2 separate regions of the Mus musculus genome follow, and region 2 is linked to region 1. Evidence: chromatin loops called from intact Hi-C (ENCODE). Cell type or tissue: left cerebral cortex. All regions are shown on one strand. Links, peaks and the distances in the headings refer to the core of each region. The heading gives the core; the rest is flanking DNA. Region 1 holds the start of Tspan5 (tetraspanin 5). Region 2 has its middle 100 kb from the start of 4930425O10Rik.

Region 1 (16,250 bases), core at 6,473-8,972:
TGAGATTGGGAGAGTGAAGGAGACCCAAGGCCTGGGAAGTGGACGGGAGTAATTTCCTAGCTTTGATGGTGGCACTGTGGCTATCAAGGAGAGAACCCTTCGAGATGAAATCCACACTGTGTTTGTGAGAGCCATCAGGCAGACAACTTTGTCCTTAACCATGATAAAAACAAGTTGGAAAACTTAAAGATATATGAATAACATGTCTGAAGTAGCAAACTTTATCATTTGTTTCCTCTAACATTTCCTGTAGGTTTGAGATATATGTTAAAATTCAAGTGAGGCTGGGCAGTGGTGGTGAATGCCTTTAATCCCAGCACTTGGGAGGCAGAGGCAGGTGGATTTCTGAGTTGGAGGCCAGTCTGGTCTACAGAGTGAGTTCCTGGACAGCCAAGGCTACACAGAGAAACTCCATCTCGAAAAACCAAAAATAAAAAAAGAAAGAAAAGAAAAGAAATTCAAGTGAGAAGTCAGCACCAGGAGGGCTGGAGAGGTGGCTCTGTGTTTCAGGGCACTGGCAACCACACAGTGGCCCACAACCATCTGTAACTCTAGTTCCAGGGGATCCAACATCCTCCTCTGGCTTCTGCAAGAACCAGGAATGCATGTGGTGCACAGACATATGTGCAGGCAAAGCACCCATATACATAATATTTTTAAAATATTTTTAATTAAAAAAGAAAAATCAACAGTAAACTAGGAGGCTGAAATTTTCAGAGAGACCTTACATCTGGTTTGAAGACAGACGCAGCTCTCTAACTAAATGTTCCAAAGACAAACACCCCTTAGATGCTAACTGCCTGTTGTGAAAGACAAGGCTTCCTTGGCTTGAAGGATAAACCCCATGGGCTTTCTCAACATTCGGAAGCTCATCCATTCAACAAGCAGTTATTAGATGCCTATGTGTTCCAGACAACACATGACACACGAGGCTTAAGGAAACGATTGGGAGATGGTTGTTCACACACAGGAGGCCCTTATCATCCCGTACTGAACAGTAAGTTAGAATCCTGAGGTTAGTCACCTTAAGGCAGTTGGTATTACGCGTAGAAATAAACATGTGACTCAAAAAAAAAATACCCTCATTAATACTCTAATTGTCATTTATGAATTTTTCAACAGACTACATAATAATTTATTATATCCTAGCATTCTCTTTAAGAACATTTCATCCTAAACTTTTTTTGTGGGTGCTTGTGGGTGGTGTTAATTGTGGCATATGCAAAAACTTTATCACTTTTCAATTATGAACAGATGCAAATGACTTACTTGATGTTTAATTTTAGAATAACAAGCATCTTCTAAAATAAGTTTCAGTCTGAGAAACTGGGGCTCTAGCTACAGCGTCGACTTAACACTCCCCAAGCGAACCTGCAAGCGCTCCAACACCACGAGAGCCATTTCACATCTCTGTGCTCCAATTTCTTTTACTGGTCACAAAAATATCACCATAGGTCTTTGTCAGATACTTTTACAGGCTTTTAAAAAGGACATCACAATGGTAAAGCTGTGGGGTTTTTGAAAACACACACGGTTCTAGGCACAGCAGATTATAGCTAAAAAGCCTCAGCCGCTAGTGAGAGATGGAGGAGTAGCACAGGAGCCAAAATTAGAGACCACACTGGGTTAAAGAGCAAGGCCCCATGTAGAAATCAAAAGAACACATTGCTTTCCCCTGTTGTATGGAAAGGCATGCCAATCTGAATGTTGGGACAGAGAGATCCAACTAAATGAGCTCCCAAATGCAACTTCTTTTTTTTTTTTTTTTTCTTAAAAAAATCATTTATCAAATGCTAACTTCCAGATTATTTGGGAAACTAAAGATGCAAGTTGCTAGAAATCTGGCATCCCAATTAAATTCTGATTTTTAAAAGCATATAAAATGTCCCTCAGATTACTCCAAGTCCCACTGCAGAAGTGTTTATTTCACCCTTTTCATAACTTCTATGCAGGGCGGAATGTTATCTGGTTTTCCGACTTTTGCTACTGGCTCCATTTCAACCTTCAAGAGCATCGTCCATTGAGAACGCATCAGCCCCACAGTGAACTGCTGGAAGAGGCAAGACACTGGGTGCATCGTGACTCTCCCCTCTGAGGTCTGCACACATTCCCTACCTGACACTTCCATAGCCACATTTAGCTTTCTTCCAACCCTCTCCCTGAAATTCAAAAGGCAATTTAGACTCCCATATGGTTGCCATCGAAGCTAACAGATGTCTAGCAAATTAAAACAAAAATTATGACTTATAAACGGCTCATGTACCATCATTCCAGAACATCTAGAAATTTATACTGAATCATAAGATAAGACATCCTACTTGGCGCCCCACCCCACCACCCAAGATTCCTTGAATCTCCCTCCTCTTGGCCTGTGGGAACAAAGCATATACAACATTCCGCCATTTACTCTGGATAAACCTCCAACCTGCAACACAAAGCAATATCTGAAAACACACCAAAGAGACATCTGGCTTCAGCCAACAGCTGTTCTAGTCCTGGGACAGCACAGAGAACAAAATATCAAGTGGTCCCACCATCCAACTCGAGGCTTCTGCTGACCAGCGCATCAATGGTTTCTAAGAAATCATTTTCCAATGACGGCTGAAATCCGCATGCCTTAGGGTTACTATTGCTGTGATAAAACACCATGACCAAAAGCAACCAGGGGTAGAAGAGAAGAATTTACTTATCTTGCAGTTACATAAACCGTTCATCAAAGCAGTGAAGACAGGAACTCAAGCAGGGCAGGAACCTGGAGGCGGGAGCTGATACAGAAACTATGACTTGCTCATCATGGCTTGCTCAACCTGATTCGTATAGCACCCAGGACCACTAGCCCAAGAACAGCACCACCCACAGTGGGGCTGGTCCCTCCCATATCAATCACTAATTAAGAAAATGCCCTCCAGCCGGCCCTTATGGGGGCATTTCTTCAGTTGAGATGCTCTCCTTTAAGATAACTGTAGCTTGTGTCAAGTGGATATAAAACTAGCCAGCCCACCACATAACCTTCTACAAAGTGACCCTGACACTTCCCTATCCAAAGATGGAACCTTCAATTGAGCAGACTCCATGAGGACTTAGACTAAATGTGCCAAGTGACAGTACAGTTAAACTGCTTGGAAGCTGCTTCGAACCTCAGAAAAATCCACCTTCTGTGCCACAGCTGACAGCGACACTGAGCCATGGGTAAGCATCACCAATCACAGGTGACCACCAGCCCGGGGTTCCCCCACCCAAAGGAGACAGCAAGAAACTCCCAGCAACTGCACGGAGGTCCCACATTAGAAGTAGCCCCCCGAGGAGTCAAATCACAGAATTATGAACTATCATGATGAGGTTTCGTTTTGAAATTCTAAAGTTTGGGAGCTTGCTGTGCAGCAATAAGTAGCCAGGATGTTGACGTTCACTTTCTGAGAAACAGTTAAGTGTCAAGAACCAGAACAAAACATCTATAAACGGTCAGTGACAGGACAGAGAAATTAACTCCCCAAAGGACTGACCTTAAAACAAACCTTCTTCTCTTCTCTCCTCCGCCCCAAAGACAACTCAGTGTTTCTGATACATGTCTTCCTCTGGTGACACCCTCAATAAAATCAATTCCTGCTGGCTTGAGTTCTTCCAATATAGAGCAAGAAAAACAAGGCTTTCCCCCCCACCGCCCTGTGCTAACTCACAAGAAAGGAATCTGTACAAGATGTTGACTTTCTTACTCACAATATCAGCACTGCTGTTATATAAAAGAATTAGGATCCTCCACATGAAGCTGTGATTCTAATAATAAAAATACAGCTAATGACTCAGAGCGTCACACTTGAGATTCAGGGGAGAGATAGGGAAATATGCGTGCCATACCAATAACTCAACAAGCAAGGAAAATTCAGTGAAAGGTTTGTTGTTTTGTTTCTTTCTTTAAGTGAAAAAAGATCATTGAGGAGAGAATGAAAAACAAATTAGTCCGTGAGCATGTCTACTAAAGGACCATCTATAACTATAGGCAAGTCTCCAGTCCATCATTAGAGCCTACTGCTCATCCCTGAGACTCGATCTTGCCTGGCTGGCGTACTAGAACTCAACAAAGTCTTTGTTAGAGACAGAGAAAAACCTCACAATTCAACCAAATTCTTCATTCGAATAGCTGAGTAAGGAAGGCCCAGGGCAGATAACTGACTAACACAGACAGAGTGCTGATTAGCAAGAGATCCGAGCTGTCACAGCTGCCACTGTGCGCTCCCTCTTATTTTACAAGAACTATTACGTTCAAATGTCTTCAATGAATTTCGAATTTAGTTCTGCACGTCAATGTGAAGATGAAAGACCGGGAGCCCATGGTCTCTGTTACCAATTCCTCCGTCAGAACCGTACAACTGAACTGAAGTGTTGACTCTGCTATCTTGGACAGTCACGGGCAGGTTGGTGGCCGAAGACAGAAGTGTGCATGTTTTTGGCAGCTGCTGCCAGATCTCCGGTCACTAATATTTTGGTGTGTATTCCTTTTAATGATAACGTGGATGTTTTCCTGCTAATTTCTGCTAGAGCCCACTGGCCCTGATAAAATAGGACATTTAAATATGAGGTCATTTGGAGACAGGAGCAGTATAGAAAACGAACTAGAGGTGGCCCTCTGCACTGGAAGGACAGGGAGAGCAAATGACTCTCTGAAGTAGACACCTACTTAACAATGCTGCCCAGGGCAGCTCCTTCAGTTTCAGGGCCTCAGACCGTTCTCTGACTTGCCACAAGCCTACCTACTGCCCTCCCACAGTAATACTTCAAAAATCAGACAAGATGTGGGTCCTATTCTGAAACTCTCCATGCAGGCAATCTGCAATTTTGTTGAAGCTCTCCACAGTCCAGGGGGTTTGCTGCAGCCTAATCCAGACACAGGGCTAAATTTGCCTTTGTGCTCGCTACAAAATTACACCAAACTGCCAGGGAAACATTTCCCCATTCCTTTTTATTTCCCTCTCACTCCCCGCTCTGAAACTGCAGAGAAAGCCCGTGGGTGCTTTTTGTTGCCTGGTAGCTGAAATGTGCAACTTTTGGAAGTGTTGGAGCAGAAAGAAGAGGCCCGGGTGAACCACCCCTGCAGCCCCATGTGACGGCCCTTGCCTCTCTTGCCTCTCATAGTTCAAGGCAATCAGAATACTTCAATGGGAAGCATGCCTAGCCACCACTTTTAAACATTTCCAGAAAGGGTCCAGGAGAGAAGAAAAAAAAAAAAAAAAAAGAAGGAAAGAAAGAAACGCATTTCCTCTTGCTCTGTTTGCAGCAGGGGGGCAGGGGTGGGGAGTTGCTCCCAGAAACCATATATTATCACTGACAGAAAAAAAAACAAAACTACTCGTGAATGGCTGTATATGGTATTTGTTCCCACACTCCCTCATCAATCTGGTCCAGTCCTGAGGACAGATGACATGCTGACACAAAGTCCATTTCCTTTCCTTTCACAAAACACACATAGCTACTCTGAGAGAAAATAAAATAAGCTGGTAAGTGAGGGGGTGGGCAGAAGATCAGCATAACTACAACTATTCTCACAGATGTTTATGTCTACAGCAAACAGCCACAATTAAGGGGAGTCCAAATTAAAATGTCCTGGATTCAGACCACTGGATCATTGTTTACCTCGCAGAAACTTGGGGATATCCCTATGGTCCGCCACCATCTTTCCCTCCCATGGAGAGAGAGGTGCCAGGGAGGAAGGCGACCCCGGATGGAAATAGGTGGGCTGAAAAATAACACGGTCTGCCAACCAATGCCAACCAACCAACCAACCAACAAACCATTTCCCCTCTTGTCCTAGAGAACTCTTTGTCTGGTTGCTGAACACGTTTGGAAGGTCTCAGAAAAGAATCACAACAAAAGAGTAGGGTCCCAGCCTGATTACAATAGGCACCCGGCACGAGGGAGTGTCACGCAGAGCACGGTTGGGAGCCGGTTTGCAAGCCGCGGCTCACCTGCTCTGCCAGCAAAACAGGTCTTACACACCTTCTCCTTTGCATGTCTCCAAGGGTTCCGAAAACCTGTGTGTCACCCCTTTAAAAGGGGAAGACGCGAGGCACGCGCACACCGAAACATATGTTGACTGATGACTAGTTATTCCACAAGGATACACAGAGAAATAAATCCCTCCACCCTGCACGCCCACTTGGCCAGTCCATTATGCAAAGGGAGCGCTTTACTGCCGGAGAGGAGCATGCAGGACGTGTTATTTACGTGCACATTACAGAGCCACACACCACGGCATCTGCATCCTACACAAAGCCGGAGATGGTGCAAGGAGATACACGCTGAGCACGGCACAGACCAGCCGCGGCAACACCGAGCCAAGCCCTCGGCCAATCAGATCGGCGCTGGAAGGTGGATCTCGGGGTCGGCTCTGCCCGATTAGCCTGCCCCATTATGACACCACGCTCTGCCCAACATCCAGATCCCACGGGAAGCAAATCTAATCCGTGTGCTCCCTCGTTTCTCAAACTGCCGAGCCGTCCTCCCATTTGTACCCCAGCTTTTCGCGCCCCCCCCACCCCCTTAAAAAAAAAAGAAAGAAAGAAAGAAAAGAAAGAAAAAAGCCACCCCGAGGCCTGGCTGCCCCCTGCCCGGCTTGGTTCCTCTTTTCACCTCCTCCGAGTCCTGGAAAGGATGAAGTGTTTCTCTCCCCCGCGCTCGAGCCGGGAAGGCGGAAGGTAGACGCCTCTCGCCGCGACTGGGGCAGGAGCTCCGGGGGCGGCGAAAAGTAAAGCAGCGACCACGGCGGGGGACCGTCGCCCACCCATCCGCCACAGCACTTGGAAACCCAGGAGCGCTCCAACTTACCCAAAATATGACATTGAAGCCAAAAATGAAGTATTTGATGCAACAACTGACTTCAGGACCCTTGTAGTGCTTCCCGGACATCCTCTGGGTTCATGAAGACACTTGCCCCGCCAGCCCGAGTTTGGAGCCCCGGAGCACCCCGGCTCGGAGCAGCCCGGCGAGCAGTGGGGCACGCGGGGCTCAGCCGCGCGGACCGAGCAGCTCCGGCACCTCCAGCCGCGGGCCTCCGAGGCCGCCGGGGCGCGGTGGCCGCAGCCTCCGGGAAGCCTCCTCGAACCGGCACGGAGCACAAAGCGGGAGCTCCGCGTCGGTGCGCCAGGCGGCGGGTCCGGCGCTCGGTCCCCGGGCTCCGGGCAGAGGCGGCCGCGCAGATGCCGGCGGAGACGCTGCCCGCCGCCCGCTCGCGCGCCTCCCACCGCTCGCTCCTCCCGCCGCTCGCTCCGCCCGCCCCGGCCCGCAGCTCCGCCCGGCGCCTGGGTCGGCGAGGCGCGCGCGCGCTCGACTCGTGCTCGGGAGCTCCCGAGAGGCAGCCGCACGACGCAGCCGCGCCACCTCTGTCGCGGTCCGCGTGTCTCTCTGTTTCTTCGCCTCCTTTCTCCCCGACCCTTCTTCCCGAGCCCCTTGCCGCCGAGAGAGACGAGGGAACACCCCGTAGCTCACAGACCTAAAGCAGCCAGGGCAGAGGGACCGGACCCCCGTGGATGAGCTGCGGGTCCTTCTCTTGGCCACCAGCAGCTCCGGAGGGACCCTGAAAAAGAGGGTGGCTTCGGGGAGCGAGGGCTGGGTGAGCGCCCTCCTCCCAACACACACACACACACACACACACACATACACACGGTCCCCTTGCCACCTAATCACACCGACCTCCTCCTGCATTGCTATGAGGAAGAGCAGACACCTTCCTTGCCACCCAACAGCAGAACAGGCGGGCTTCGTTGAGATGTTCAAGAGGGATCTAGGCCATTAAAGAGGAGAGAATGGAGGAGTGGGTATCTCAAAGGATACTCTATCTCTCTGACTAATCCACTCTTCCCAACGGCCAAAGAAACGAATCATCCTGCAAGTGGAGGCGAGCAAGAGAAGCTGGCCCAGAGGCGTCCTGACCCAGGTCCACTTCCACACCACGAAATTTTTCTCACCTTTGATGAAACATTCTCAAAGGAACACACCTGCCTCCTAGCTCAGGAAGCGATGCAGGAGTTACATACAGGACTGTCTCCCTCTGGGAAATCCCAGTTGGGTTTATAGATGCAGGGCACTCCTGACCTCTGGGAGAGGACAGAACTGGAGAGTGGAAACTTTGAGAAGCACGGGTGAGCAGGTACCCGGCAGTTGTCTATGTACACTCTTCAGGCACTTGGCACACGGGCAGGGAAACAGATGCCAGGGTTTTGTGGGATGAGAAGAAAGGGCAGCTTAGAAGTGTGTGGCAACATCTAGGGGAACTGACTTTAGTCTTTAGACATCCATGGTAGAAAAAGATAAGAATTTCCAGAACCAGCCAGTGAGTCTGGGCCCAGAACTTTGCATGTTTAAGAGGCTCTGCAGATGATGCCATCAGGGTGGCGGTGGAGAACTTGAGGTCTCAAAGTCTTCTGCCTAGGATTTTGCTGAGTAACTTCCTCTGCCTTTTGCTCAAAATCTGCAACCTGCAGTCAAGCTCTGATAAGGCAAGAAGTTTCCTTTTTACCTGCAGTAACCTCTTTCTAGATGGACCTGGCTTTCAGGAGGCTATGTTACAATCACAGTTGCGAATCCGGGTACCCAAAAGGCAGGAGGGCCAGGAACACTACTCACTCCATACCATGTCTCTGGCAAGCAGTGGATGAAATCACCCTAGCTCCCTCCACCCAGCCCAAGCAATGGCCCCCATCGGGCTCCTTATTAACAGGAGTGACCTGACAAGCTTTACCTAAGCCTACACGTGCTGCTGTGATGCTTTCTGTATATAAATAGATCCACTGCTGCAGAACACAGGAAAAGTCAGAGCAGAGGTCTCTCTTACACTATATGGCACCTTTCAAAAAAGGACTAGAATTAAATCCAATTGATGGCTTAGCCTTATCCTTAAGTGATACCCAAGTACCCTTGCTCTCACACAGACATGGTTTCTCCTTTCACCACCACTCCCCACCAACGTGACTCATTTGCTGCAATTGATGAACCTTCTCTGACTCATAATTATCACTCAAAGTCCAGAGCTCAACTAGGGTCCACCTTTGGTGCTGCTTATCCGTAGCTTAAATGAACGTCTAATGACATGCATCTCTCATTAGAGCATCATACCATGCATTTTCTCTGTCCTAAAAACCTTCTGGGTTCTGCCTAGACATTTCCCATTCCCCTCCCCCACTCAAGCCACTGATGTTTTATATTTCCATAGTTTTGCCTTTGGGGACATGTCATATAACAGAAATGCCATAGTATGACGTTTTCCTCCTCCTGCACCATAAACCTAAAACATCTCTCAAAATAAAATCTTGAACATCAATAGCCCATGGTGCTGTGTGTCTGTATTGCCAGCACTTGGGAGGTGGGGGCAGGAGTGTCAGGGGTTCAAAGTCATCCTTGGTTACATATTAAATTCTGGACTACAGTGGGAGGCCTGAGATCCTATCTCAGAACAAGAGAAGATCAATGGAGAAGGTGCAATTCAGATCGCTCATCAGCAATTTTGGAGAATGGCTAAAAAACAAAACAAAACAAAAACAAAAACAAAACACTAGTTGAATAGTCCCCTATCACTTCAGATAGCCAGTGTTACTTTTGTGAAGATTAATGCTTTCAGCATATTTTTAAGCAATGCAGAATGTAGAATATTTGTTAAACTTCTTGACAGAAATATTCCTTGATGCTGGGCAGTGGTGACACATGCCTTTGAAGCACGGGGAATCTCTTGAGTTTGAGGCTAGCCATGGCTACACAAAGAATCCCTGTCTCAAAACAATAAATGAATAACAAAACACATCTTTTTAAGGCATCTAAATTAACATACTTGGAGTAATTTTACTTTCTGCTAATCATAGGAGTGCTGGCTTACCCATAGCATTGCAATGTATTGCAAGGCCTATGCACGTACAATGTATGAGAGATATGGTCCATTTGGAAAGCATTTTGGCTCTATGTCTCAGGTCAAACTATCACATTTTGACTCAGCAGCCCCGTGTCTGGGAATGTAGCCAAAGAAATACTCTGAGATATGGGAAAGGCTATATACTGCAAGTTCTATGTGGTAGCATTATTTATACTGAACACTTGACCACAAGTTGATAGATCAAGTAGGTGGGGCTGTACCCAGCTCCTTACGGTCACCTGACTACAGCCATCTTCCCCACATCTGTGCCTCTGCTCATGCCTCTGGTCTCTGCCTAGAGTCCTCTGTTTGTCTTTTGTCTCTGACTTGCCTCTCTTACCCTTCCACACCTTTGTGTAACATCTTGGAGGCTTTTTCCTATCCTGACACTTAGCAACAACGTGTAGTTACTTGTTTACCTGCTGCTTCTCCACTCTTTTAAGGGTGCGGTTTATCTCTTCTTATCTCAGAATCACCTGGGCTCTGCAGGTGGCTGGTAAACATTTATTAAAAGATTGAATGAATCATTCGCTCAAGTTTTATAGCCATTAAGGATGATGCTTATACAGAGCATGCCAATTATTGGCAAATTATAAAGTTTAAAGGCGTAGTATATGGAATTATCTTCAAGTACTATTGTTAAATGACAAAATGCAAGGGGCACAGCAACATAGACAGTGGGTTACCATGTTGTAGAAAGACAACTCTGTTGGCAAAAGTGTACGTGTACACATATTTCCTTGCTGAGTAAGAGATCGTAGTTTGCTTTCTATTGCTGTGATAAAACACCGTGACCGAAAAGCAACTGTGGGGAAAAGGGGTTTATTTGACTTACAGGTTACAGTCCGTCACTGAAGGAAGCCAAGGTAGAAACCTGGAGACAGGAACTGAAGCAGAGACCACAGAGGAGTGTTCGTTCTGGCTTGCTCCCCATGGTCTACTTAGTCAGTTGTCTTACACACCCAGTTGTCAACCACTGCCCAGGGGTGGTACCACCATGGTCATCTGAACATCAATCATTAATCAAGAAAATGCTCCACAGACTTGCCTACAGGCCAATCTGATACAGGCAATCCTCAGGTGAGATTCCCTCTTCCCAAGTTGACGAAAACCAACCAACACACTATCTATGGTAGAAAATAAAAGAAAGTATGATAGTAGATGTAAACCAGGAGACTCAAAAATACCAGTGAGAGTGAGACCTGCTCATCTGTGCACAAGTATTTCTTTTCCAAATCTTGTCACATAAGTGATATTTTGTTTATCATATTCTTGCACCATATATATGATATGCTCTACAAGATGAATCGCAATCATATATAAAATGTTAAGAGTCTTTTCCTGAGAAATAGTAGGGATTGGGTATGGGACACAGTTCTGCCTGGTGGCTGGCTGTGTGGAGCTGTTCTACCCTAAGAGTGCTCAGAGTGAGGCTATGTTTGCCTCTGAGCAGGTCATCCACTCTGACTAAGGCCACCGCTGCCTCTGAGCAGAAACTCTCTCCAGAATGAGTTAAGTATAGCAAGCCAAGCTGCAGTGGCCTGAAGAAATCCCAACACGACACGGTGGGCAGAGAATTCCACATCTTCCTTAATGAGCAGGCACAGAGCATCAGGTCTGAAACGGAGTCGCTCATGACATCTTACACTAATGGCTAGTCACAAGAAGGAACAAACTTACAATTTAAAATATCCTCAGCAAAATAATGAGGTGTCCACCTAGTCATCCAGATATATGCCCCACTCCACGAGATAACCATTTCCCTTTTGACTACGATAGAACTGGGCACATCCTTTCCCTCCCAAACACAATGCCATCACAAGGAGCCTCCACACACAGTGACACCCACCATGACTGTGGAATTGTAGGCTATTTTGTTTTCGTGTTTCTGATGTCCAATTTTATATATATATACATATATATATGATAATTAGCAAATTATAACTAAAGACATACATCAAAAGGCAGTCATATCTCAGTCATATCTCATACAGCTTTATCACAATCCAATAAAGTCTGACTTACTTTGAGGCGAAAAGAGATCTGTGGGGGATTTTGCTACAACCATCTCATTTATAATTCTGAGGTTGAAAGCTGCTTAATAAGTTTAATTACTAAAGAGCTAATGGGTTTTTTAAGTGGCAGTGCAAACAGGTAAAGCATGTTCTAACAGTTGCGTTGATGAACAGCAAGATACGGCAGTGGCAGACCCTGCATTTAGCAGCTTGCCCGCCTGCCTTCCATCTTGTTTCAGTCTTCCTGCCCTATCTTCAGCCCTCCCTCCACTCTGACTCCTTCCCTGAGGCCTCTGTATTTCCCTAAGCTCTGAATTTCCCATTGTCTACTTTGTAGCCCATGCTGCTAATGGCCTGCTATATTGCCTTCTTTTACCCAGAACCGGCGTTTGCAGGTGCAGAGGCCTCCTTTTTTTTTTTTTTTTTTTTTTCTCTCTGCCATGTAAGGAGAATTTGGGGGGAATCTTCCTGTATTTAAGAAATGACATCCCATTGCCCTTGAACTCCACTATGCTGCATGTGACAGCAGGTCCCTGGTAATAAAAACCACACTAAGGACAACAGAGAGGAAAAATGAAGGAATCTAGGCTGTCACACTACAGTGCATGGCTGATCTACCCAATCCTGAAGGACACTCTACCCATGTCATCACTTTTTTAGTTTTGACACTTGGAGAGAAGGTGACATTTCTACACATATGAAAGAAAGCCCCTTGACTTGACCATTTTCCTCTTGAGTTCCAGTGCTGATTAGGTTCTGTCAGCTTGACACAGACTGGGAACAACTTCAGTTGAGGAATTGTCTCTGTCAAACTGGTCTACGGGAGTGTTTGTGGGGACACTTTCTTGATGAATGATCGATGTGGGAAACCTGGCCAACTGTAGGTGGTGTAAAGGGCAGGTGGTTCTGGGTGCTTTAAGAAAGCAGGTGGGGTAACTGGGGGCGGGGGGGAGGGCAAGCCAGTGAGCACTTCTCCGTGGTCTCTGCTTCAGTTCCTGGCCCCAGGTTCTTGCCTTGAGCTCCTCTCGCCTCTGACTTCCACTTCCTTAGGTGATAGACTCTGTATGACCTTGGAATTATAAAATGAAACAACCCCTTAAATTTTCTTTTCTCCCTTAAGTTGGTTTTTTGGTCAGTGCATTGTCACAGCAACAGAGAAACCCAACTAGGTCAGTTTCTTATATATCTTTTAGAATCTTCTAGATTCATCTTCTAGACTCTCCACCGAAGTCCTCCCATATTTCTCTCACAGCACCATCTCCATGCTTTCTCACCCCAGTTTCTGTGTCTGTTCAGCATACACAGGGAACTTCTCAGGGGACCTAACAGCTCACACCCACTCCTTTCTCTCAGAGTTTCACGCCCAAGGACTGTATGTGGACCCTCACAGCAACTAACCAGGATGAATGAAAACTAGGTCAACCCCAGGTTTCTCTCTCTCTCAGCTGGGATTCTAACTCAAGGGTATCCCTGACTGCAGTTCAGGTGGAAACAATGTTTCCAGGATTTTGTGCAAGGGAACCAGAGCCTCTGCTGCAGAAAGAAGGGCTCTAAATGAGGAGAAAACAAGGTACCTCCCACAGCGTGGGCAGCCACACGCCACATGCCACACAGGCTTTGTTCTCTGGAAGAGTGCCATCTCTAAGACTTTGCAACAGGGCTCCAGGCCTGAGATTTACAAACTCTTCACATCTCACCCTGGCTTTAGATACTTTGTAGTGAGCATCTCAAATTTGCTAAGCAAAGAGCTGTGATCAAAACCGCCGTCACCCCACCTCAAACGCAATAAAATTAAACACCACTTTGGCCATGTTCATGAATACTGTACTTCTTTTCCATTGCAAAGTAAACAAAATCCTCAAGATTTATTCCACCACGATGGCCCTCTGGTTCCTTGTCCCATCCATACCTATGAAATAAGATGTGTTTTCAGGATCCCAAGAGGAAGATAAAAGGAGGGAAACGTGATTAAGCAATCCTATAGATGGCATGATTGTTACACTTTAAAATCATTATAACTTGGGCTGGTGAGCTGGTTCAACAGGTGGGGATACTTGAAAAACAGGCCTGACTATCTGAATTCAGTCCCCAGGACCACAGGATGTAAGGAAAGTAGTCACGCCCACAGTCATCTTCTTGCCTTTGCTCTGGAGCCATGACATAGATGTGCACACATATAAGGGCACACATGAAAATAAAATGAAAGAAATATTACAATTTGGTAATAAAATCAAAATACAAAACACACACACACACACACACACACACACACACACACCATTCCATTTTCCTTTAGTAACAGTTCCTCGGTTTCTCCTGGCTTTAGAAACAGCTTCCTGACACTTAGCAGGGCGAGGGACCCACCAGGCACATTGGCACCTGAAGACAAGCCTGAGGCCACCCTCTGCCTCTATCAGCCCTGTTCTGGTTCCCTTCCTGGCGGCTGCTTCCATAAGCTAACCTGTTTCTTTCCAGTGGACTGATTTAGTTAAAGGCTCTTTCTGCAGCTTAGTCCAAAACATTCTAATCAATACAACATGATCTTTAAAAGCTTCGCCTTACAGAGAAAAACAGTATATCCTCATTATCTAATATTTAGAAGACACCTTTAAAGGTTCCTTCATGGAAACTGTACAAAGAAAACTATTATGTATGTTTTCGCATATTTTTTCCCATTAGTAAATAATATTCTTGATCTTATTGTGCAGAGAAAAGTCTTGTTCGTTAAATCTTCCATTTGTCAGTGCCCAAAACAGAGCAGAGAAACCCTTCATCAGATTGGGGGCCACTTCCAGTTTCTTTTTGAGACTATGATTTTCAATCCAGAACCAGCCCTCATTGCCCAGTATATCCTGGAGTGAATGGCTTCTTTCTCAGTTGGCTTCATTCATTAAAGGCAAACTGCTTGCATATGCCCTTTATTTCCAACCTCATTCCAACTTCCAAATAGCTTTGAAATGCCATTCCCCACCACAAACTCCTCCTTCCTACCCATCACTAACACTTTCCCAGGTTAAATAGAATCCAACTCTTTCAGTATCCTGTTCCATTTAACTCTGGGCATGCTAATTGTATCCAGTAATTTCCTCTATTAACATTGATTTTTTTTCTTTACCTCTAAAACCTTTCTTTCTGGGGCTGCAGATATTGCTCAGTGATTAAAAGCACCTGCTGCTCTTGCAGAGAACCCAAGTTCAGTTCCTAGCTCCTCTCCTACATGACAGCTAACAAGGGCCTCTGACTACAGTTCCAGATTAGATGTCCTCATCTGGCCTCTCTGGGCACTATACACGTGTGGTTCACGACCATGCAAACACCCATATAAAATAAGAATAAACAAAAATCTTTGTGTGCTTTTTGAAAACAAAACTCTCCTTCTGTGGTACATCACTTTCCAATGTGACTGTACTTGGTATCAAGAAACAGGAATGGGATCAGCAGATACATCAGAAGTTTATTCAGGTTTTATTATCCACAATTAATTAATTAATCTACAGCATATTCTTGTGCCCAGCCTGGTCTAGTGATGCATGGCTGTAATCCCAGTACTCATATGTGTGTGTGTGTGGGGGGGGGGGGTTAAAAATTAGATTCCGGCCTGAGCTATATAGTCAGATTCTGTTCCACCATCCCCACACATGGAAACAAATAAACAAGCAAACATGTATCCAGGGTTTCTGATTAAGTCAGTAACTGGAGGCAATAAAAGTAAAAACATGGGTCAGAATAGATTAAATGAAGCATGCAAGATGCATGTGGTTAATGTTCATGATGGAGTTATTTTAAAACATACACACACACACCTAATTCTGTTTTTCTTCCTTCCCCTCCCCCACCCCCCTTTTTCTCTCTCCTTATAGCATTTACTGAATACACCTACCAGGAACAAGAATACATTAATCAAGACTATCTTACCTCCGAGTTGTTGATTTGAACAAGGTCAAGACTGAAAGGATGAGATTTAATTTCTACATTTACAACCTAGTGGGGTTGTAGCTGCTCTGGGAAACCGTTCAGTGCCCATAAGTCCAGAAATTCCAGTCCTGTGCACACCTCAAAGAACTGAGGATAAGAAATAAACCAACACTCGACTTCAGTGTTGATCTCTGGCCATGGGTCAAAGGGTAGAAACCAACTGGTTATCAATAGGTAAATAAAATGTTAAATATTATCACATAACAAAATTATATGTCATATAATCTTATATGTGTAGGCATAATGTTTTTGTGCACCATGTGGAGGTTATCCTTGTGTTGTTCAAATGCTGATTTCTCTGCTCTCTCATCTGGTTGCAATCCGGATACGACATTGTAATGCTTATGTCAAGAATCTCCTGTCTCAAG
Region 2 (16,250 bases), core at 8,158-10,657, 120 kb after region 1:
TCTCTTTGAACTCATGTGGACATTCCTTAGCTGGGTGTCTACTCCAACGGAACTAGTTAGACTCCAATTGGACACTCTAACTCATGTGTCCTTTGTGCCCAATGTTAGCTGTTTGTCTCAGCCCAACTGAAAAGCCATTAGTTCTCTGAGTACAGCCCACCTTCCCAAATTCATCATTTAAAAATACAGTTTCCTATGTGCTTCCCCCACCATAGAGTGCTTTTGATGCCTCTATGAAGTAATTCGGTCCCTCTTAGAAGTAAATCTGGCAGTAACAGTAGATACACATGTTAACTTACTTAGCCCTATGTAACTTAAGTGTTAGTGACTCCATCTTACAGATGAGAAAAACAAGTTCAAACAGGCAAATAACTTTTCCAAAGGTAAACAACTCGTGAGAGATGGAGCTGAGATAAAACCCAGCCAACTTGGCCCCAGCATCCTGCTGTAGCTGGCCAGCATGTGTAAAGGATTTCCTGGCTCTCGGCCCTTAGGATGGAGTACAAGCATCTCACTCTCTGCATCCTCCGATAATGATGCCTGTCTCCCTTATCCTGTTGAATAGGAGTTGATACATCTCTAGCTGCTTATGCAGTAGGTAAGATCTCCAGACTGGATGCCGGCTCAGCCACTTATCACACATGTAGCTTTAGATAAGATACTTAACTTCTTAGAGTCCTAAGACCCTCAACCAGAGTACCTTCGTCAGTGATCTATCGCTGTGAGAAGTCATCACAGCCACGGCAAATCTTATAAAGGAAAACGTTTATGTGGGGCTGGTTTACAGTTTCGGAGGCCTTGTCTGTTATCATCCTGGCAGAAAACATGGTGGCGAGCAGGCTGACATGGTGCTGGAGGAGGAGGTGAGAGTGAGATCTACAGGCAGCAGGGGAAAAGAGAGAGGAAGAGAGAAGGAGAGAGAGAGGGAGAGGGGAGAGAGAGAGGGAGGGAGGGAGAGGAGGAGAAGAGGAGAGGAGGAGGAGAGGAGAGGAGGGGAGAGGAGAGGAGAGGAGAGGAGAGGAGAGGAGAGGAGAAAGACTGAACCTGGCCTGAGTTTCTGAAACATCCAGCCCACTTCCAGTGACACTTTTCCTCCAACAAGGCTACTGATAACCATGGTGGTTTGAGTAGGAATGGCTCCCATGGACTCCCATATCTGAATGCTTGGTCAGTGGGGAGTGGCGCTACTTGAGAGGGATTAGGAGGCGTGGTCTTGTTTGCAGCACTAGAATACTGATTAAGACATGGAGACTGTGAATCTGTAATAAAAGCTAGATAATTGCTTTCTGATGGCTTTTTTCTTTTTTAAACTCTAACAAGCTTCATATATCCAAGTCACTCCTGCAGTCAACAGGGGCTTTGGAACTAAACTTTGGTTTATGATATATAGCAGAAATTATATCACCCACCACCAGGCTTGGTCCTTAAATCTTCCCATAATAGCCTCTGCATGACCTCTCCTTTTCCACATTCTTTCTGGGTACAAGAAAATACTCTATAGCTCTAGAAGGTGAAAGAACTATTAGACAGGAGTTAGGGTCCTGGGTGTCAAGGGATTGCCTATTCCATGTCCATCCTCGTTAGACTGAAATGTGATTATGAAATAAGGCTTACTGCATTCAGCTGCTGAGAACTGGAGGTTGTAAGTTAGTCTTACTGGGCCAAAACACTGTCATCGTTAGGTCCTCTATAACCCCAGAATCAATATTCTGCTTTTTAAAACTTTTTATTATGTATTTACCTATCTTGGTGAGGGAAGGTTGGGTGTATACATGCCACAGCTCATGTGTGGTGGTCAGAGCATAACTTAGGAGAGTTGCTTCTCTCCTTCCAGCGTGTAGGTCCTGGGAGTTAAGTTCAGGCTGGCAGCCTTGGTGTCAAGCCCCTTTACCCGCTGAGCCATCTTTCCGGCCCAGTGTGATGTTTGTCTATCAGCCCACAATTCTGCTGGATATGACTCCTCCTTCAAACCTTCTCTTGGTCCTTGAGCCCTTTGGGTTTTCGCTTACTCTCAGAACACAGAGAAAACCATGCGAGGGGTCTATCCCAACCTTCGGTTGCCGTGGGCAGCATGGTGAAAGCCCCGCCCACTCTCCTGTTCCCTCCTTTGAAGGGAAGAGACTCTCTCTTCCTAGTCCCTTCGTTTGTTCACAGCCATAATCAATAACTGTCCTTTTCTATCTTCAACCCCATCTCTCCCAAAGCTTCGGAATCATCAGTTTAACATGCCCTAACCACGCCCATCTTAAACGTAATCAAGGTAACCACTTCTCTGGACCCCACTGTGGCCTCCACTTCACAACTATAATTTTCCCTTTGTCATTCAAGATTTTGAAGGGTGTTCTGCAGGCTCCTGGCTACTTCATCTTCTGCGTAGGTTGATCTAGCCTCCACCCATGTCACTCCTTCCGATCCTCTACTACATTCCAAAGCCCACTTCAGTCATCAGCTGTCTAAAGTTTCTCTCACATAGCTCATTCCCTTTTTCTTCTAGAACGCGCCTCTTTTGGGAGTCTCCTTGGTGGGTTTGTCCCTCCTGTTCCCAGATCTTCTTCTACCTACCCCAAACACTCAGTTACCATCTCTGTCCTCACGGATGTCACCTGAACACTTGAGTCCTCCGTGCCTGTCCACTGCCAGACAGATTCAGGCTTCAAGCCATCTACTCCAGAGCCCCAAAAGAAATCTCAAAGTCAACACAATTAAAACAAACACAACATTGTTATGGCTTGAGTTTTACTCCCCCCTCCAAAAAAAATGTTATACTAAATTCTTAATCTCCAGTAACTTTAAGGGGATAGAATGCACCCTTGCTTGGGAACAGTCTTTACAAGGTTATCAGGATTAAAAAAAAAAAAAGTGAAGGTTCTCTGCCAATATGGTTGATGTCCTTATAAAAAGGAGATCTTTCACAGTCGTGGTGGCTCACCCCTGTAGTCTGACACTTGCGGCTGAAAGCAGGAAGCATGTTGTAAATTTGAGGCCAGACTGGGCTATAGAGTGAGACCCTATTTCAAGAAATCAAAAAGGTGGGGTGGCTGGGGGAGAGATAAGGAAGAATTTGGACATAAAACACTTTAGGAAGAACATAAGCAATATAAATGAGAATGAAATAAATTCTTCTGATAATCTACAAGGTAAAACAAAACCAATTGCCCATGTTTCCAGTATACCTGCCAGCAGTTAACTCAGAAAGAAAGAAAGAAAGAAAGAAAGAAAGAAAGAAAGAAAGAAAGAAAGAAAGAAAGAAAGAAAGAAAGAAAGAGAGGGGGAGAGGGAGAGAGAGAGAGAAAGAGAGAGGTGGTTAGCTTGCTATGCTAACTTTTGTTATTAACTCTTTCTGGTTTATCTTTACTTTCATAGCATATATATTCATTAACAATAAATATCTTTTTTTATAAGAATTGGAATTCCATGTATATATTGCCAGATGCATTCTTTTTATCAGGATATTTGTAAAGCAAATCCCTCTTATGGCTGGATGTATGTACCACAGTGTTGGTTAAAAAGTATCTCTTTTTCACCCACTGGGCGCTATGGTGGTTTCTAACATTTAAGCTTCACAGATAATCCTGACATAGATGTTTTACCTCCTGGTGCACACTCTACAACTTGTACCAGTTCTGGGTGTGTGTTGAGGACAAAGCTGAGAGTGAAGTCACCATGCCATGAGATATGTCTACAGGTGCCAAAAAACCTTAAAAACTGACAAGGTCTTGACAAGACAGTGAAGTGACCGTAACTTCTTCATAGTCCTGCTAGGTGTACAAATGGTCCTGGGCACAATGAATCTGTTAGAGGCTCCCTGCTCCCTGTGGGAGGTTCAGTGAGACAGCATTGACAGCCCTCTGGACCACAGACAGGCCCTGAGGTCAGAAGAGCTTCCTGGTTGAGAAAAATTTACTTCAGCAAGTCATCTTGCTCTAACACCTGGGAACAAGGTGCCAATATTACTCCTCTGCACCTTCTTGCTGAGCACCTGCCTGGTCACACTGCAGCTCAGGATCACTGACCAGACCCAACCCCTCCCCACAAAGCCACCAGTTGGCTTGAGAAGGACAGTGCATTGTGACTAGAATACAATGCACTTTGCTATGACTAGACAGATATAACAAGACTGGCTTGCAAATATAACAAGACTGGCTTCTCCTTTCAACTTCCTTATGGTATTCTTCAGTAGGTAGAAATCACTAAGCCAGGCATGGTGGCACACACCTTTAATCCCAGCTCTTGGGAGGCAGAGGCAGGTGGATTTCTGAGATCAAGGCGAGCCTGGTCTACAGGGTGAGTTCCAGGACAGCCAGGGCTACACAGAGAAATCCTGTCTCAAAAAAAAAAAAAAAAGAAAGAAAGAAAGAAAGAAAGAAATCACTAATTATGACAGTTAGTACAATTTTTTTTTAACCAGTAACTTCCTTTGTTATTTGTAACATGGGAGCCCATTTAAGGAGTCCTTTATTACCTAGAGGAAAAGAAACCATGTTTAGATTTCTTTTAATATTTTGTCTATCACATTTTGAGACAGACTTCCTGGTATGTATGTAATTCGCACGTGTAAAAACTTACAGCTCCTTCATATGTAAGTACATTCTCAAAGTTCTATCACAACCTAGTTATACAATATTTGTTTCATTCAACTATAAACTCCGACTCGTTAGTGCTTCCACCCTCTCTCTCCTTACTCTTTGTGACATTGGAGAGACAGTGATCTACTTTCCGGCTCTGTAGCCTTGCGTGTTCTGAGTGTTGCATGTGAATGGAACCACGAAGTGTGGGTCAGTTGTGGCTGGCTTCCCACAGCTGCGTGTGGGGGTGGGGCACACCCAGGTCACAGCATCTGCCAGCGCTTCACACCCTTTCCTGCCACGTGCCACCCCGTGATACGGATCATGGCTTCTCCTTTATCCATCCATCACTCACCTTTCTGGCTCTCTCGAATATTGCTGTTATAAATGCTCACATACAAGCTTTGGCCGGGACTTACGTTTCCATTTGTCTCAGATGCACACACAGGCCAATGGTAACTCCATGTTTAACTTTTTAAGCCCCTGTCAGGTTACTCTCTCTGCAGCTGCACCATGTTCGGTCTCCCTAGCAATGGACGAAACCTTCAATCCCTCTACATTTTTATTATAATAATCCAGTGGGTAATGAGATGCATCTTACTGCCATTTTAATGTGTGTTTCTCTAAGGGTCAAACTTCATTGAGTACTTTCTCATATACCATTTGCTCATTTGTTTAATGAAACGGGGCCTTGTGTAACCTACACTGACTTCAATGTATGTGGCTAAAGCTGACCTTAAATTGTGATCCTCCTGCCTCTTTCTACCTCCCAAATACTGGGGTTATAGGCAGTGTGTAACACTGCAAACCCCAACCCTTACTGGACATTTGTATGTCACCTTCAGAAAAATGTGTTTTAAAATTATTTTCCCATTTTTAAAGCAGGTTGTGTTTTTTTAACTGTTTCAAGAGTTCTTTACAGGGCTGGCAAGACCTCAGTGGTTAAGAGCACTGATTGCTCTTCTGAAGGTCCTGAGTTCAAATCCCAGAAACCACATGGTGGCTCACAACCACCCGTAATGAGATCTGATGCCCTCTTCTGGCACATCTAAAGACAGCTACAAGTGTACTTAGGTATAATAATAAATAAATCTTTGGGCCTTAGTGAGCAGGGTTGACTGGAGTGAGCATAGGTCCTAAAATTCATTTTCCAACAACCACATGAAGGCTCACAACCATCTGTACAGTTACAGTGTACTCATATACATAAAATAAATAAATAAATCTTAAAAAAGAGTTCTTTATATGTTATGAATGCACAACCCCATATCCTTAGTCCCTAACCATTCACTTCTGAATATATGCACATAATCCAGGCAACTTTCAAACACCTTCTAGTTCAGTGCATTTCTCTTCAGCTACATTCTTAATATGCTATTTAAGAACCAAAAATATGACCGTGTATTAAATGACTTAAGTGAGGGCATTTCATATCAAAAATATAGTAATTATAATTTAAAAGTTTATATAAATACCTTACATTTCAAGATACAGTTCTCAAAACTACTTGAAGAGTACATCTAAAATCTATACCTATGCTGTGATACCAGCAAAAGACCCAAGCCTTACCAATTCATAGGTTACATTGTAACCTACGCCTGTAATACTGTAACCGAGAAGACAAAGATGACAGGATCATGAGATTACAGAGATGACAGGATCAGGAGATTAAGATGAACTCCGACTACATAGTGAGACTCTGTCTCAAAATACAAGCAAACAAAAAGCATACAATTCTTTTAAGTCTTGGCTTTTTAGTCCTATCCAGAATCTTTTCCAAAGACCTAACTGATGGGGTAAACAAGATGGAGGGAAAAGCAGACGCTGCCATAAGTTCAAAGTAAAGGGAAAAATGATAATTCAATAAATGTTCTCTTAGGGGTCCTTACCTGAATGAAGAAAAATGAATAGGCTTATCTCATAAGACTGATTTATTGTGAAGCCAATGCCATTACTGTGTAGAACAACTTTGTGGTGTTCTGAGCTTTACCTGGGCCTTGTGGTGGTGACCCACACGGCTGATTGGTAGGGCTGCCTTTGTTTATGCACGGGACAGAGCTTCCAGGCAACAAGGACTAAGAAACACCACTGTTGTTACCAAGGAAACTTAGATGGTCTTTAAAAAAGAAGGTTTACACTTGAGAGCTGAGTTTTCTCTGGGCTAAAGTGTTATTTTAGCATAATGCCCTCAAGAATAAATTTTAGTTTTTGAATTTTGGGGGGAGCATGTACCTTTTTGATGACTAGAAATTGTGTTGACAACAAACCAAACTCCACTCAGAGTCCTACCCTAAGAATACTGACAGTGAGCCCATGCGTGGTGTGCCTGCTCTCATCTTAGTCCCTGGCAGCTCCCCAAAAGACAGCAAAAAGACTTGGGTTCAATAAACGTGTTTTACACATTTGAAATATCATTGTCATTTTCACAGAAATGCTATTACAGCCTTAAAGCCAAATCCTTGCTCGAGCCTGTCCAGTAAAGATTCTTTATTAAACAAGGCAGCTCCCGTCTAACACGTCATCACTTGTTTGTACATTCCTCCCATTGATAAAATTGACCAGAATCAAAGTGACCAAAATCACTTTCCTAAAGAAAAATAATTATAAAATATGTCATAAATATGACCATTCTGAAAAATGTGTTTAGGCAGTGATCAAAAACAGAGCAAACAGATCAAGAATCTGTATGTGCTGGTTCAAGATGATATGCAAATAAGGTCCTTTCATACATGTGAGCCAGAGAAAATGCAAAAGGGAGGCATACGGGATGAAAGTACTTATTCCAGTTGTTCGGGAACAATAAAGTGTCTATACAACTATTTATTCTTTGATACCAGGTTTTCCTTTTTTTTTTTTGCCCAGAAGTTATATGAAGTTAGCAGAGCTTCCTTGTAATTTTCAAATAAAAAAAACTAATGAAGGTTTTGGGATTTGTTTGTTTGTTTGTTTGTTCGTTCATTTGGAGTTTGTTTTGTTTTGTTTTTCAAGACAGGGTCTCTCTATATAGCCTTGGCTGCCCTGGAACTCACTCTGTAGACCAGGCTGGCCTCAGATTCACAGAGATCTACCTGCCTCTGCCTCCCAAGTGCTAGGATTAAAGGCTTGCACCACCACCCCAGCTCTCATGAAGATCTTTTTTAACACAAGTTCTAAATAATGACTTTTTGGAGGGAACAATGTATTTTGTCAGACACCAACATTGCTAAGACATCATTTATAGTTTCATTCTTTGTTGCAATATTAAATCTAGGCAATACTACTGCCAAGTTTATGATACTTTTTTTAGATACTAAAATATTGTGCTTGAAAGCAAACACTGAGTTATTAAGTATCCTTTTATCAAATGCAGCCATAGTATATTCTCTGCTGTAGAAACGTTGTCACACATTCGTGGTGGATGCTCTTTAGGTTGGATGGACCCCCTGGTATGATGACTAGGAGGCCCCTACGGACATGCATGCTGTCTACTTCTAAGGGAGAAGTGCTGGATGGCACTTGTCACTCTCACTGTTGGAACCCTGTGATACTAAAGAGGAAACATTTTGCTGTGGTTATTGGTTCTTCTGTGAGAAGTGACATGGTCCTGGAGGTGCATTTGGGCCATTGCTAACAGATATGGACATCCAGGAAGGGGGTTATAATAACAAAAGAATTTGCTACTCAATATTGGGCTCTAACACTCCTTCATGTACAGAGCATTATCATTTATCATTGACTCTGCTGGTCTTGATTTAGGGTTAAATAGGAATAACGGAAATTATTAAGTGTGATCGCATGTGCTAATGATGACACTATGTTTCATGCCTATGTATTAATCTGTATTCAGTTACTTTAGCAAGTCCTTGGGGGGAAATCAGCTTAAGAGAAGGATTTAGTTTTGCTCACTTTCCATGGCTATGGTCCACTCTGCACAGGTATCTACTAGACTGTGGTGAGGCAGAACATCAAAGGTGGGGTGGAGAAGAGGGGCTTGTCAGAGGAAACTGCTCACCTCATGGTGAGAGAAAAGCAAAGAATAAAAGAGACGAGATGTAGGGTCACAGCATCTCCTTCAAGGGCATGTTTCCAATGACACAACTTCCCACCACCTCCCAATAGCATGACACCTCCAACATTCAACAACCGAGTGTTGGGGTACATTTAAGATTCGTGCCACAGCAGCCTGATGCAGGGTAGGGGAGTGAGCAGTGACTAATATATCCACAGGAAAAAAGGCCCATAGGAAACCACATATAGAAATGTAATTTATTCAGACATATTCTCATAAGCTATATAGGGAAGCATGTCTACTTTATATAACACTGTGGGTGCCAGGAAGGATTAAGGCAATCCTTGAGTGATGGATCAAGGACACTTCTAAGAGAGAGAAGAGGCACTCGTAATAATTTTAGAAGCATAACAGATGAGCTGGGAATGTTTGGTTATCGGAGACAGCTCTGGTTTCAAATGAGTTGTTGAAATATTCTATATGATGCTAACAAGAGATGGTGTAGCATTCGGCTATCGCTTCTGGGCTGAAATCAATGATCCTAGGAACTGAGGGTAATCTATTAAGAGTTGTTAGAGACAGATAGCAGCATGGGGACTTGTTGATAGTTTGACTGACTAATTTTCCAGGGTGGGATAGGGGATTGAACCCAGAATTTCGTCCCTGCTAGAGAAGCACTCTAGCTACATCCCTAGCCAGAGACTTCTCTACAAGAAAAAGTCATGACATGCAGAGCTTGATTGCTGAGCATTTCGATCTTTTTGTAAGCCTAGTCCACCCTAAGGAGCTATAGGTACCATTCCCAAGGCTGCTGTGTATTCTGTGAGATGCATTTGGGATGTCCTGTGTTCCTTGTGTGACACTGCCTGATTAGCTTCCTGCTGACTTTGTCCCATTGTGTGACAGGTTTCTGTTGGCGCTGTTCAGTTTTCCCCCTGCACACTGTCTATAGCTGTTGTACTTCTTAATAAGCTTGCTTAGTGTACGATGAAGCTTCTGCAAGAGCTCCTGACCCTAACGTTCCTAGCTTACCTGGGACTGAAGAATGCCCTATCAGCCCAGGTCAGAATCTCACTGGCTCGAGACTATAAGCAGACATTGCTGGTTGCTAACTGAACCCTCCCATCTCGGACCCGTTTTGTCAGGTTCCTAGTCTTTGCTGTGGCTTGTTTGTTAATGGAATCAGATCAAGCTTGTCAGACTAAGCTAATCAATAATCTCATATCATCACAAAGTGACCCAGTTTTAGCAAATGAAATAATATAGAATCCTGTAGCACAGTAGAGTTCTAGGGAAATCGCTATAGCTCATTTAAAGAGATGAGGTTCTGAAAGAGTAGTAAACTCAGTGCTCCAAGGTATGCTAATCATAAAACAGATAGTGACATTCCTCCACCCACCCACTTCCTGAGTTCAAGGAGTATTCATTCAAAGAAAGTCACCCTGTCCATTACCGGAAGCTGCAATGCAAATGTGCTATTGTTAGGGGCTCTTAGAAACTGTCTTGAGAGTTAACAATTACCAGGTATTCCTTGTGACACCTGTGACTTTGTACTTCCTTGTGACTCTTATCTGGTATTTTTGGTATTTTCCAACAACGCCCTTCCCACCTCCTTGAGTTGTGGTTTTTCTCCTTTAAATACCCCCTTACTCAGCTACTCGGGGCGCCACGGTCCTCTACCCCTGCGTGGTGTATGACCGTGGGCCCGAGAGCGCTCTTGAATAAAAATCCTCTTGCAATTTGCAGCAAGACTGTTTCTCGTGGGTGATTTTGGGGTGTCGCCCCTCCTGAGTCAGAACGTGGGGGAGTCCTCACGTTGTGGGTCTTTCAGTTCCTTCTTCAGTTTCTATCAGGAGAGGATGCCTTTTGATCTTGCAGTTTTCTTGGGATTAAGAAAGACGTTTACCTTTTCTCTTTTAAAGATTATTCATATCTTACTTAGTATACACAATAATGGGTTTTATTATCACATGTTCATGCACATATACCAATCGCCATGCTTTATCAAGTGTTCACCCACATATATCAGGGGTCATGCTTTGCTCAAGTTCAGTCCACTGCTTCATCCCTCCTTTGGCTCCTGCTGGGGTGAGTGTGTGTGTGTGTGTGTGTGTGTGTGTGTGTGTGTGCTCGCGCATACATGCACAAAGATTTGTATATATATATATATATATATATATATATATATATATATATATATATATATATTTAAATATAGATGCAGAGAATGTTCATGTTGTCTTTGAATTGTTTTGTGGTTTGCTTTTTGCAGTGCAGAAGATGGCCAAGGACAGATTGAGAAGAGCCCTGTGCTTGGTCAGCTTGGGACCTGCTTTGGCAGCTTTTCTCTGTCTGCTGGTTCTCTTTGTGGTTTTAACCACTGTGAGTTGTTCTTCCGTTGCTCACACCAAATAAAGTCCCGTTGCAGTGGAGACTGTGGAGGTGGCCTGGGGACAGAAAGGAATGGTTCTAGACACTAGCTGCATGGCTGTGAGCTCTCCTTCCACCTTTCCCATACAGACTAACAAAGAATCCATCTGGAAGCTGCCCTTGGGGGTAAATGGAGGGAAGAAACTAACCGATATTAATTTACTGTTTTCCTGCCTTTGAATGTGTCATTGACCAACTACAGGAATAGCAGATACTCCTGGCTGGTAAAAAAAAAGAATGACTATGAATACCTATTCTTTGAGCAAGTTGTAGAAAAAAAATCTTAATACAGGATCAGTTAATTTGCAAGGAGAGAGATAAAAATACCAAAATGGCCCAGGCATGATTTTGCACACCTTTAATCTCAGCACTGGGAGGCAGAGGTAGGCAGATCTCTGAGTTAAAGGCTGCCCTGGTCTACAGAGTGAGTTCCAGGACAGCCAGGGATACACAGTGCAAGCAAAAAACAAAAAGAAAGAAAGAAAGAAAGAAAGAAAGAAAGAAAGAAAGAAAGAAAGAAAGAAAGAAAGAAAGAAAGAAAGAAAGAAAGGAAGGAAGGAAGGAAGGAAGGAAGGAAGGAAGGAAGGAAGGAAGGAAGGAAAGAAAGAAAGAAAGAAAGAAAGAAAGAAAGAAAGAAAGAAAGAAAGAAAGAAAGAAAGAAAAAGAAAATATCAAAATGAGTCATTGAGAGCCTTGTTTCCCTTAATTGGGTGACACAACTCATTTGCAGCCTCCCATCTGCAAACAAAACTCACTCTCACAAGGGCATAATAAACTTCCTCAGGACTGGGGGCTGTTGGCCAGGACCCAAATTGATGACTGGGTCCCAGGGAAAATTTTCCAGAAAACAGTCCCTGGCCTCTTACTGCCCAGCAGGGACTCCAGCAAGGAAGGCTCCTTGTCAATGCTTGGTTCCTGATCCATCTTTCTCCACACTGTAATCTCCTAAACTGAAAATGTGTCTTAAAACCACTGCACTACATTTGATGCTGTGTTATTTCATTTTTCACAAGCTGTCCTGAAACCGATTGTATCACCAGCAGTGTGGTGATGATGCTTAAGAGAATGCTAGTCTTGGATGACAATCCTGTTGGTTAGCCAGTGGCTTCCACAGAGCCTTTACTTGTAAACAGTCTCTCCCAGATAGATGATATCCATTGAGTTGGGCGGTCCACAAAGCTTGCCCCAGAGTGGACAGAAGAAAGGTCCCCAGTAGCATGGAGGGGGCATACCATCTGTTCAGTGTAAAACTCCTGAATTTTAATGTCATTCCTTTAAGTCTTTAAATTCATCTTATCTTAAGAGTTTTCTAGCTGGCCTGCAGTGGCACCTGACTTTAATCCCAGCACTCTGGAAGCAGAGTCAGGCAGACCACTTGTGAGTTTGAGGCCAATCTAGTCTACGCAGCAGCGGTTCTCAACCTGTGGGTCAAGACCTTGACCCCTTAGAGATTGAATGACCCTTTCACGGGGCTTGCCTAAGACCATCAGGAAACACAGATGTTTACATATAGTTCATAACAGTAGCAAAATCACGGTTACAAATAACACTGAAAGTAATTGTCTTGTTGACCAAATCAACGTGAGTGATATGGTCCTGACATAGCTGTAGCCATTTTGTATGTCAGTCACCTCCATGTTGCTTACAAGGTGAGATTAAGGTCATCCACTTTTTAGGAGTTATCTTTAACTCACACTGGGAAATGTTACTAATGAGCCAAAGAGTTATGGTGGAATCCCTTGTACTCTGTTATCTCAATATGCTGGAGCTCCCAGTTCACTACCTGTATGCCTCCCTCTTACTTCCCAGGGACCAATCAGCTCAAAGGATAGCTGATAATGCTCTGTCTGGTTAGGCAGGAATGTGGCACCACTTCACAGCTTGCTTTCACATTTTTGAACATGTTTTTGTTTTTTTCTACAAAAGAACAGGTACATTTAGGCTCTTGGGTCCTTTTGGTGGTCCTGATTGTTCAGTCTTAATAAGCGTTTGATAAATTTTCATCGCATCTGAGATTGGCGTCTGAGTGGTCAGGATGTGGCTAATCCCAGGCCCCAACAATCAGGAACTGCATGAAAGGGTCGCAGCATTAAGAACCTCTGACATAGTGAGTTCCCAGACAGGTAGAGCTACATAGAGAGACTCTGTCTCAACAAACCAAAAACAAAACAAGACAAAACAAAACAAAAGCAAAAACAAACTGGGTTTCTGTCACGTGGTTTTATGGTTTTCAAAGCGCACAGCAATAGAACTCTTTATTTTCAGATGGAACCTCATTTCAAGTACCAGCGTGTAAATGCAGAGGCATCACCCTCAGTGAATGGCACTTTGTAGTTTTGCTAAACCTCTTTGCTCCTGGCAGGTTTTGTATGCTCACCACACCCTCCCAGGAGCTATCTGGATTCATGAATGAAATACACACTCATACACACACACTCACACACACCAGTTAATATTAAATGCCTTGACTAGCTCAAAGGCTGGGCAGTTCTAATCCTTCCTGCTGCTAGCAAACGCTTCACCTAAGGTACTCCTGAGTTAACATCTTTTAAAAAATCTATATTTCATCTCTGCTTCCCAAACACAATTGGAAATGTGGCCTGTATGGCCACTTTCCCTGATTCTCACATGTCGGCAGGTCTTTAGGTCTTTCTTCTTTCCCATCCTGTAGATCTCTCCTTCCTCTCTTCTAGTTAGCTCCTAGCCAGTACAAATCCAAAGATCCTGCCTTAGTCTGCCTGCCCAGCCATTGGCTTTTTATTGATCAATCAAAAAACAATTGTGGGCAAGGACCTTCAGCGTTTGGACACGCAGATCCCTGATTTGGGGGGTCGGATTAATTCAAAGCATTAGAACCGATCCCCAACATTTGAAAATTTCTGAACTGTCTCCATAAAGCCGAGTTTGAAAATCACTTCTAAAATCAGCAGGCCCATGTGTGGACATGCTAAACCCTGACAGAGAAGTCAGAATACCAGACACTTTCAAGTTCGCCTAATCTCATAGCCTCTTACAAAGAAGGAAACTGAGTCCCAGAGAGGCTCAAGGCTCAGTCAGCAGTGCCCGAGCTAGGATTCTAACCTGGCCTGAGACAGTGATTACCACCTTTTGGAACCGCAAAGGCCAGCTGCGGAAGGGTTTGTCAGCAGAAGTTCATCCCCGAGTCACACCGCCAACGCTTGTCTTGTCCCTTTATCCTCAGGAGAAATACCTGTCTGTCACATTCCCTGGAGCTTACGTCTCTGTCTGATGACCCTCCTGTCTGTCCCCTCCCCAAGCATCTGTTGTCATCTCCCTATCGAAGCAGACCACTTCTCCACACACCCAAGAGAGCCTGCAGTTCTCCCATAAGGCAAAGTTGCATGGTGTAGTGCCAGTAAAGAAAGATGCCCAGTTTCTCCTTCACCAGGGGCCCTGGAGGTGTCCACCCTGGAAAGGCTGGTGAGCCCCTCCCATCATCCTTTATCCTTCATCCCCAGGAGTCACCCCCAAGGCACAGAAACTGGGAGCCTAGGTGTTCTCTAGCTCTGTGACTTGAGTACATCAAGCAGTGACACGGGTGGCTTCAGTTGTAAGAAGGGATGACCGGAATGACAGTGGTGCTGAATATGGTGGGGACTGAGAGGACGATGCAGGTGGGACGCTTGGCACGATCAGAACTTAGGTCTGCTGGTATTATTACTGGTTTTTTTTTGGTGGTTATTGTTTTGTTTTTTAAAATTTTTATTTATTTACTTATCTATCTGCATGTACACTTGTGTGCCAGAAGAGGGCATCAGACCCCATTATGGATGGTGGTAAGCCATCTATACTCAGGACCTCCAGAAGGGCAGCCGGTGCTCTTACCTGTTGAGCCACCTCTCCAGCCCCAGTACTGTTATTGGTAACAAGCCTAGACACTGTTGACTCTGGGAGGTCTCACTATCTAATTTTTTTGTCAGTTGACACAAGCTAGAGTGATCTGAAAGGAGAAAATCTCTTTGAAGAAAATGTGCTATAAGATGTAGCTGTAGGGCATTTTCTTAATTAGGGACAGATCTGTTGCTGGTACTCTGGTCTGGTCAGCGTTCTTTTTCTCCACACGTGCAACAATACTGCCCTGTTGGTGTTACTGGAGTGCAGTAAGTGACAATGTCAGTGTAGTATCTGGCTGTTATTGTTTTTGTTTTCCTGGCTTTTCTTAGTTCTTCTTGGTCCTTTTCCTTTAAGGTCTCCATGCTACAGTTAGCCTCTCAACAAAAGGGGATAAGGTAGCCCTGCAGAGGTTTGACCAGGGTTGGATTGATCTAGGCTACTAACTTAGGGACTTTTGACAGCCTACAGACAATGAGCATCCCCATTCCAAAGCCTACGTAGGTCCCAGTTCTTTACAACAGCATTGTAATTGTTATCAAACCAGACCTGTACATCTTTTGAAAGATTTATGCTTAAGTAACATAGCATTTTGTTGATATTAAGAAAAGTAATTTTTCTTATGTTTCTAATGTATCTGTTGCTACTGTATAGGAGTGCAATTCTCATAGACTACAGATTATTTTGGACTTTTTATGTAGAGTACTGGAGAGTAAGTCTTACAAGTCATAATAATACCTTTTTAAATTAATTAATTAATTAATTAATTAATTAATTAATTAATTTGTATTTATGTATGTATTTATCCCCTCTCCCCACTTACTCCGGTCCCACTTGCTCCGGCCTTGTTTACTTATTTTATGTATATGAGTACACCGTTGCTCTCTTCAGACACCAGAAGAGAGTATCAGATTCCATTGCAGATGGTTGTGAGCCACCATGTGGTTGTCAGGAATTGCACTCAGAACCTCTGGAAGAGCTGTCAGTGCTCTTTAACCACTGAGCCATCTCTCCAGCCCCCTAAGAATATCTTAATGGCAGTTTTACTTCTTGATGATCCACACGCCTTTCACCTTGTTCTTTTCTTTTTTGTTTGTTTGTTTGTTTGTGTTTTGTTTCCTGAGGCTGGAGAGTACTCCGAACCAGGGCCTTAAACATCTAGGCGTGCACTCTATCACAGAGCTGCACTTCCAGCCCTTGCCTGGTACTTTTAACTTTCTGTATTTTTACGATTTATTCACTTTATGTGTATGAGACCTTATAAATGTCTATGGATGGTTATGAGGCTTTATGTAGGTGCTGAAAACTGAACCCAGGTCTTCTTAAGAACAGCTAGTGTTCTTAGCTGATGAGCCATTTCTCCAGCCCCCTAACTTAATACTTTCAAATTCACATTAAATTCTAAAAGTATCCCT

What was found. Hi-C counts contacts between places; a loop is a spot of excess contacts. Peaks named below come from ENCODE experiments on the same cell type or tissue, not always from the same donor. Only the 100,000 strongest peaks of a DNase experiment are listed, where the experiment ranks them.
Region 2: it touches region 1 in a loop (6-fold over the local background); 3 of 42 quality-filtered maps call a loop at or near these places.

The regions. Positions count from the first base shown.
Region 1 is chr3:138,733,230-138,749,479 of GRCm38, reverse strand. Tspan5 (tetraspanin 5) reads right to left here and starts at 7,272. Exons shown (of 8, transcript NM_019571.5): 1 at 6,820-7,272. The coding sequence starts at 6,900. In left cerebral cortex, for the core only: no CTCF peak of the experiment used is centred there; DNase peaks (open chromatin) are centred at 6,744, 6,950, 7,286 and 7,585; H3K4me3 peaks cover 1,415 bases; H3K27ac peaks cover 1,353 bases.
Region 2 is chr3:138,618,998-138,635,247 of GRCm38, reverse strand. No RefSeq gene overlaps it. Among named protein-coding and RNA genes, the nearest start is that of 4930425O10Rik, 100 kb to the left of the region's middle. In left cerebral cortex, for the core only: no CTCF peak of the experiment used is centred there; DNase peaks (open chromatin) are centred at 8,849 and 9,623; H3K27ac peaks cover 1,042 bases.